Regions from separate parts of the Homo sapiens genome. Here region 2 is linked to region 1. A link is an interaction called in ENCODE POLR2A ChIA-PET data of the cell type or tissue named here. Cell type or tissue: Panc1. All regions are shown on one strand.

The links. Peaks named below come from ENCODE experiments on the same cell type or tissue, not always from the same donor. Only the 100,000 strongest peaks of a DNase experiment are listed, where the experiment ranks them.
Region 2: POLR2A ChIA-PET joins it to region 1 with 9 read pairs; 2 of 35 experiments call an interaction of 5 or more read pairs at or near these places.

What each region holds. Positions count from the first base shown.
Region 1 is chr5:131,440,972-131,444,971 of GRCh38, forward strand. It overlaps RAPGEF6 (Rap guanine nucleotide exchange factor 6), which reads right to left. Exons shown (of 28, transcript NM_016340.6): 23 at 1,378-1,566. Among named protein-coding and RNA genes, the nearest start is that of CDC42SE2, 180 kb to the left of the region's middle. In Panc1, no CTCF peak of the experiment used is centred here; no DNase peak of the experiment used is centred here.
Region 2 is chr5:131,536,129-131,540,128 of GRCh38, forward strand. All of the region lies in intron 6 of RAPGEF6 (Rap guanine nucleotide exchange factor 6), which reads right to left. Among named protein-coding and RNA genes, the nearest start is that of RAPGEF6, 97 kb to the right of the region's middle. RefSeq lists a silencer at 368-662 and an enhancer at 418-647. In Panc1, no CTCF peak of the experiment used is centred here; a DNase peak (open chromatin) is centred at 2,142.

The sequences.
Region 1 (4,000 bases):
CCATCTGAGCTCTCTATCTCCAGTCCTGCTGTGATCCTCACTACAGTCCTTCTCAAACATAATTTGAACCGTAACCTTCTCTTGTTCAAATCTCTTCAATGGCTTCTCAATGTTAACTTTTTCCTTTGGCATGGCACATTGTAATTTCAGCATACCTGTCTTCATTCTCTGCATCTTGGAAGCTGTTTAGTACAGTGGTTAAAGGCAAAGATTTAAAGCCAGTCAGCCTTCCTTTAGCCTCTATGCTTCCTTTGTAGAATGAGGGTAAAATACCACTTATCTTGTGGCATTACTATGAAGACTGATATATAAAATTAGTAAAGCACAATTTGAACCATGCCTGGCACCAGTAAGTGCTCTCCAAGTGTCAGCTTTAATTATTATTGTCTGTCAACACTGCATGCAATTTCCACTCAGCGTCAGCAAAGTGCTTGTAGTTTCTTGCACATACCAAGCTGTTTCCTCAGCCTGAAGCAACTTCTCTGGAACTTTTGCCTAATTATCTTCTTCGTCACCAATCTTTTAGGCTGCTTAGATGTTATTTCCAAAAAGCCTTCTTCTGAAGCCCTATCTTACCTCTGTCTAAGTTAAAAGCTCTTGTTTTGTTCTTTTATATGTTCTGCATATACCCCTGGCATAAGAAGAAGACACATTATATTGAAGTTACCTGTGTGAGTGTCTACATCACCAGACTGAAAATCTGGTCAAGGAGGGGGAATTTCTTATTCAACTTTGTATCTCAAACAATAACAAATTAAATGAACAAAGTTCTACTAAACATATACTACATATAATGTACAGCCTAAGTAATCATGCTAGGAACCAAATCTAATCTAGGTTCTCATCTAAAAGGCTAAAATAGTGATACTGTCAAAACAACAAATAAAAGTAATATGAATAATGACTATATGGCCTAACAGAAAAAAAAAGTGTGGTCTATATTTTATAAAAGTTATATTCTCTTGTTTCCCAACCACGTTTTCAGAAGGGGTCTTTAAAGACAAAAAACAACGTATAGTCATTTTTGGAATAAGCAACTTCATTTCCACAGTTTTTGTAGGTTGCATCTGTATTGGATATTTCATTAAATACACCTCTGAATGCAGTAAGCCCTTGGTACCCAAAATGTATTGCTGTAAATTTTCTATTGATCGACAGATTTCAGTATTATAGGAAATTCAATGTTGGCATTTAAAACACGTATGCTGTCAGCAAACATCTATAGGCAAAATGAAATCAACATTTTTGATTCATAAAGTGACGATTATATTACACAACCTACAACAGCTTATCTCCTGAACATCTGTAATTATTTTTCACTCTAACTCCCCTGGAAATTTCAGGTAAACGGATGTAATATTAATGGTGAATACTCACTCAGTGCAGGGTCTTTTGTTTGTCCCTTCTTCCTGATGGGGTGCAAATTAACAGCTGGCACCTGAAGCACCTGGCTTACTCTGTGGGGTTGATGCAAGTGGGCTTTAGTTGTTTGGCCAGCTGACCTCATAGGCACTGGAGACATTTCAGATGATTTGGCTGATCTTTTCTCACTTAAATTCTTGGTCACTAACAGGAGAGAGTAAGAAATAAGTAACTGCACGTTTTTAGGCAAGGTTATCACCACTGGCAATAATAAATGGTTACTTTAAAACCATCTATTTTTAGCACAAAAGATAAAATAGATTAATTTTTCTTAGCAGGAATTTCAGTTAAGTACTATAAGATGTTATCTCTATTGTTTGGTGAGTCAGATAAAAAATGTTATCTCTAAAACTATTGTAGAATAAGTTGTTAATTTTATCTCCTAAATAAATCTTTTTATTTTTTATTTTTTGAGATGAAGTTTCGCTCTGTCGCCCGGGCTGAAGTGCAATGGTGCAATCTTGGCTTACTGCAACCTCCACCTCCCAGGTTCAATGGAGTCTACTCTCTCAGCCTCCTGAGTAGCTGGGATTACAGGCACCTGCCACAAAACCTGGCTTTTTTTTTTGTTTTTTTTAAGACAGAGCTTTGCTTTTGTTGCCCAGGCTGGAGTGCAATGGTGCAATCTTGGCTCCCAGGTTCAAGTGTTCAAGTGATTCTCCTGCCTCAGCCTCCCGAGTAGCTGGGATTACAGGCATGCACCACCATACCCAGCTAATTCTGTATTTTTAGTAGACAGGGGTTTCTCCATGTTGGTCAGTCTGGTCTCGAACTCCCGACCTCAGGTGATCCACCCACCTCAGCCTCCCAAAGTGCTGGGATTACAGGCGTGAGCCACTGCGCCTGGCCTATTTTTGTATTTTTAGTAGAGATGGAGTTTCACCACGTTGCCCAGGCTGGTCTCGAACTCTTGACCTCAGGTGATCCACATGCCCCAGCTACCCAAAGTGGTGTGATTACAGGTGTGAGCTACCTCATCCAGCCCTAAATAATTCTTGAATCCATGTTAATTAGCTCCATCATCACTCTGCTGAGGGTCAAGTTAACATTCTCTCACCTTTACTACTGAAATACTTTTCTCACTGTATCAATTCTAGCATGCCTTCAAGGCATTCTTCATAGAATAGAAGAGTGACTCTGCCAAAATGAGTATTTGATCATATCATTTCCCTTCTCCTTCTGCACAAACCTTAACTTGCCCCTGCTTTTAGAATGAAGACCCAAATCCTTAAAACAAGGCCTATATGACCCTGCATGATTTAGCATCAGCCTGCTCCCTTGACTTGACTTGCTTACCTTTCCTCTCACCAGTCCTATACTCTCATTAGGCTTTATCTTCTCTGTTCCTTTCATTAGGCTTTAACCTACTTGAGAGTAAGGACTATGCATTTTGTTCGTTATTACATCCTTATGTGCCAGTAACTGACTGAAAACAGATGCTTAATGGGTATTTGTTGAATAAATAAGTGAAATTATCTCAACAGCTGTAACACAAGAAAACCAGAGACAGTGCTTTTATAAATCCATAGGTTTTCTGAATATGAATGTGAGAATAAAAAACTGAGAACCCTTACTTATAAAAGCTGCCTCCTTCATATAAAACCAATACTATAGTCCAAGGGGAAGACATTCTTCCATCAGGGAGTACTTTTAATCCTTAGGTTATCCAGGGTGGTTTCAATGCAGGTGCAGCCTCAGTACTTCATGAAGTATTTGTTTTAAACATCAAGATAAAAGCAAAAATAGATGTCTAAACTGTCTCAACACAGCTATAATAGCTATTATGCTTTTATTAAGACAGACTAGACAATATTTGGGGTGATAAGAATCAGAGAATGTCTTAGAAAGTTCAAATACAGGGACCCCAAGAGAAAATTGCAATGGCTCACCAACTAATTGAATCCAAGAGGTTATCATCTTTGGTTAGAGCCATGAAATACTTTCATCCTTCTCTCATTGATTGGTAAATGCTAATCAATGACATCTTATTTTAATAATTGCTACAGTACAAAGAAAAAAACCTGAGACTACTTCAAAAATAAGTTTACAGATGAATGACAAAAACCACATATATTCTAATTAATTGGGAAGAATCAAATTCTATAATGCTCAGAAATCAACTATTGTTTGGGCTTCGGATAGTGACTATTTAAACATTTAAAAATCAATTATGCATTATAAAGATGCTCAAACCAAATTAAAGGAACATGCATTTAACTAAATGTTCAAATCCAGTTTAAGAAAGAAAGGCCTAAAGATTTTCTCATTTTATTAAATATGTAGCATGGGACATCATTTAGTGCTATGAGAAAAGACAGACACAAGTCTGGGGTGGGTGTAAGAAGAGGAAGCCATGAGGGTGTATATAAACTGTGTTTCATAACCATAAGATGATTAAGTCTACATCAAATTACCTGGGAAAAAATAACTTTGATGATGACTCAAAGCAGGGCCAGAAAGCTTTAATAAATATGTACATGGCTTTGAACTTTAAAGCATGAATAAATGTTAAAGGTTCTATATACTCTTTCAGCTTTTACCTTTAACATGTACCATTTAACATGTGGCAGCCAGAATG
Region 2 (4,000 bases), 95 kb after region 1:
TATTCATTTCTGTATTTTAGTTATATTTGGTTTTTGAAATATAAACTTAAATTGTACTGATTTACATAGTGAAAACACTTTAAGTCTTTTGGAAAATAAATGAATAAATGACTGAAATGATCATAGGTAACATACAAGCCCTTTCAAAGGATCATAACAATCTTTTCCACCCGTTTTCCCCCATGTTTAACATGAACATCTGAAATGCATCTTTGCAGTTATCAGACACAGTTAACTCTAATTACTGGTGCCCCTTAGGACTTCTGCTTTCAAACTGCATACCTATTCCTCAGCCTTCATGAAGGAGGGGAGGCAAGAGTACCAACGCTCTTTTATTCTCTTGTAAGAAACAGTGTGCTTCAGCATACTGTCATATATATCCACTAACTGATCACCCCCATTTTTGTTGAAAATCTGTCACAGCCACCAGCTGGACACACATGCACTATGAAATATGATCCACCCTTAGGGAGTAATAGAGGAAGAAAAACCAAGAAGGAGAGAGAAACCGTCATCATCAACCAAGGTGATGTAAGCTTCTATAATTAGAATCAGTGAAATTGAAAGAACAATAAAAGGCACCACTATGCTTCTGCTTTCCGTCTACACTGCGTATCAAGCATCTTCATACCTGCACAAAAGGATACATTTTGTATATAGTTACTCAAGTATATGCAAACCTAAAGTTTCAAACAGCGTATTAATTTTCTTCAAAAAGAGAGTAACATATATAAATGATAAAAAATGAACTCTCATTTAAAACTATCTGTGAATTCCTGGGTTCCTTTATATCCCTTGTTCATAAAGATGACCATTACGTCCCTTCTCTACTTTTAAATACTACATTTTCTAGCACTGTAAAAGCCACATACACAAGATAGCACACTTAATAAACACATACCAAATCAAACTAAAAGGTAATAACGTTAGGTCAGCATTAATTTGTTTGCTATGTCTGAGTAGTTGTTATTCCCCTTCCAACTGGAACACTGTCATAATCAGTCTTAGACCACTGGTATACATTAGTATCTGAGTTGCTTTAAACAATTATCAAAAGCTCCTTCTTTAGCAATTACTCCATAAAATATTTCAAGTATGATAAAAAGTCTTCCTAATTCTGGTTCCCTGGGCAAATCTGTCTGAATTAGTGTCACACCATTAAGGGAGGAAGAACTGCCCCAGACAACCAGAGGGGCATGCCCTGCTCTGGTCCTCTCAGTACTCAAGCATTTTATACATAGTGAATAATAAAGACAATTTTAAAATGCCTATTGAGAAGTTACCAATATTCATGTAGAAACTTAAAATAATTTTCATACCTTTAACCCAGTAATTTCTGTAACTCAATCCTAAGGAAATAATCAGTCATGTACAGATTTTTCCCTAAAAGTTGTTTGTAATAGGAGAAAAATTGGAAGCCACGTGAGAATACTTCGTTACACTCATACAGCATTATATTAATATTGAAAGTAATGTTTTGGAAAAAATTTAACTGCATGAGAAACACAAACACAAGGATACATAACTAAACATTCAGCATCATCTAAATTAATTAAAATATTTAAATTAATCAAAAGATATATACAGTCAGCCCTCTGTGTCCATGGGTTCTGTACCTGCAGATTGAAGAAACTGCAGACAGAAAATATTTTGGGAAAATCCCATTAAAAATAACAGTAGAGGCTGGGGGTGGTGGTGATTACATCTGTAATCCCAACAGTTTGGGAGGCCGAGGCAGGCTATTGCTGGAGCCCACGAGTTCAAGACCAACCTGAAAAACATGATGAAACTCCGTCTCTACAAAAAAAAACAAAGTTAGCTGGGTGTGGAGGCATGTGCCTATAATCCCAGCTACTCAGGAGGCTGAGGTGAGAGGATCCCTTGAGTTGGGAGGTCAAAGCTGCAATGAGCTGTGATCATTCCACTGCATTCTAGTCTAGTTGACAGCGAGACCGTCTCAAATAAAACCTAAAAAACCAAAAACAAAAAACCACTACAACAATAAAAAAAACTACAAATTTCAGTATAGCAACTATCTACACTGCATTTACACTGTATTAGGTATTATAAGTAATCTAGAAATGATTCAAAATACAGTCATGCATTGCTTAACAACTGGGGTACATTCTGAGGAATGTGTCATTAGGCAATTTCATCCTTGGGCAAACATCACTGAGTGTAGCTACAGAAACCTAGACGGTATAGCCTACTATACACCTAGGCTACATGGTACAGCCTATGGTTCCCAGGCTATGAACCTGCTCAGCATGTTACTCTACTGAATAATGCAGGCAACTGTAACACAATGGTAAGTATTTGTGTATCTAAACACAGAAAACGTACAGTAAAAACAGGCAGCAAAATCTGATGTCATTTATGTGGTCTGTCATTACGCAACACATGACTGTATATGGAAGGATGTGCATAGATTACACAAAAATACTACACCATTTTATAAAAGGGACTCGAACATCCTCGAATTTTAGTATCTGCAGGGGGTCCTGAAACCAAGCCCCCATGGATACTGAGGGACCATGGTACATTAAAAAAATTTTAAGTGACAGTAGCTATCTCCAGTTTTGAGGATGACAGCAAATTCATTTCCTTCTTCATACTCTTCTATATATTTTACATTTCTACAATAAGCATTTCTTCACAAAATTAAAACAAAATCTGCTCTAACTTGGCATTTGTCCTAGTTTTAGTTGTATCACTTCTATGCTTTTTGTCTATTTGTGGACTCAATACCTTCTAACTAGGTACAAAAACCTATCAAGAATTCCATATTATTTCCTAGAAGATAAAGGAGGAGTATTCTCCTAAAGGATGTTAGATACTCGTAAACAAAAACAGAAAGTCTTCTTTTGTTTTTAAGGTAGAAAGAATCACAAAGAATATACACCTGTTCAGAGTATTTGGGGCTGTAAATAAAGAGAGAAGAGAAGCAATATTGAAAAGCTGAAGATTCTTAGAGGTGGGGATCCAAACTTCTCAGTAGTAGTGTGATCAGCATTCACTGTCTTATATACAAATAAGATTATCAAAGATCCCATTTGCAAACTTCCTGAGTTTAGAAGTAACAAAAGTCTGTTTATTCATTCATTATTTCATTCTGAAAGTACTTATGAAATACCATATTAAAAACAATCAGGATTTATCAAGCCCACAAATACAAAATAAAGTTCACAATGTTAACAAGCTTCTTCATCAAACAGTGACTTTCACTTAAACAGTTCAAATTCTAAATTCTCCTAATGATTGATCCAACAATAGTGCTTACACCTCCTTTAGTTTGACTTGAATAAATATTTAAACTTTTTGTTTACTGGTGCTCCATGAAGAGAACTAAGCAATCACATGTTTGTACCAAAGTCCTCTAGTTTCTCATGAGGAGGTGGGGGCATGGACCTATTTCTTACTACAGGAATGGCTTGATGAATAAGACACACATACACACACACTCCATAAAAGCGAAACACACTTGCAATAATACCTTAAGAGGTCACACCCATGGTCAAGTAAAAGCATCCAGCCATTTTTCAGTATATCACCACAAAGTTGGTAAGTGATGTGGTGTCCTAATAATCACCTCTTATTGAGCTGCATTGACAAATGTACATTAACTCTCTAATATGCTCTGGATCTAAACAAAACATGGAGCACTGAAAGAGAATGGAGAACGTGATATAATCAGAGAAGTAGCAATGAGAAAGAACCGCCTGCTACATTAGTAATGTGTGAGCCTAAAATGAAAAAGTAGATTCTAGCGTGTCACATCATCCTACCACCCACTATACAATCCCAGAACAAAAGACTAGATGGAAAGAAAATACATAAAGATGTCACAGCAAAGGGAATCCCTTCAAATTAAAAACCCCAATCCATAATGCTGCCATGGAAATCATTCTTTCCAGATGTTCTTTTAGGAAGAGCTGGCTGGCTCCATGTCTGTGCAGACGCTATGCTGAAGAAAGAGAGGAAGACTAGCACCTTATTTTGT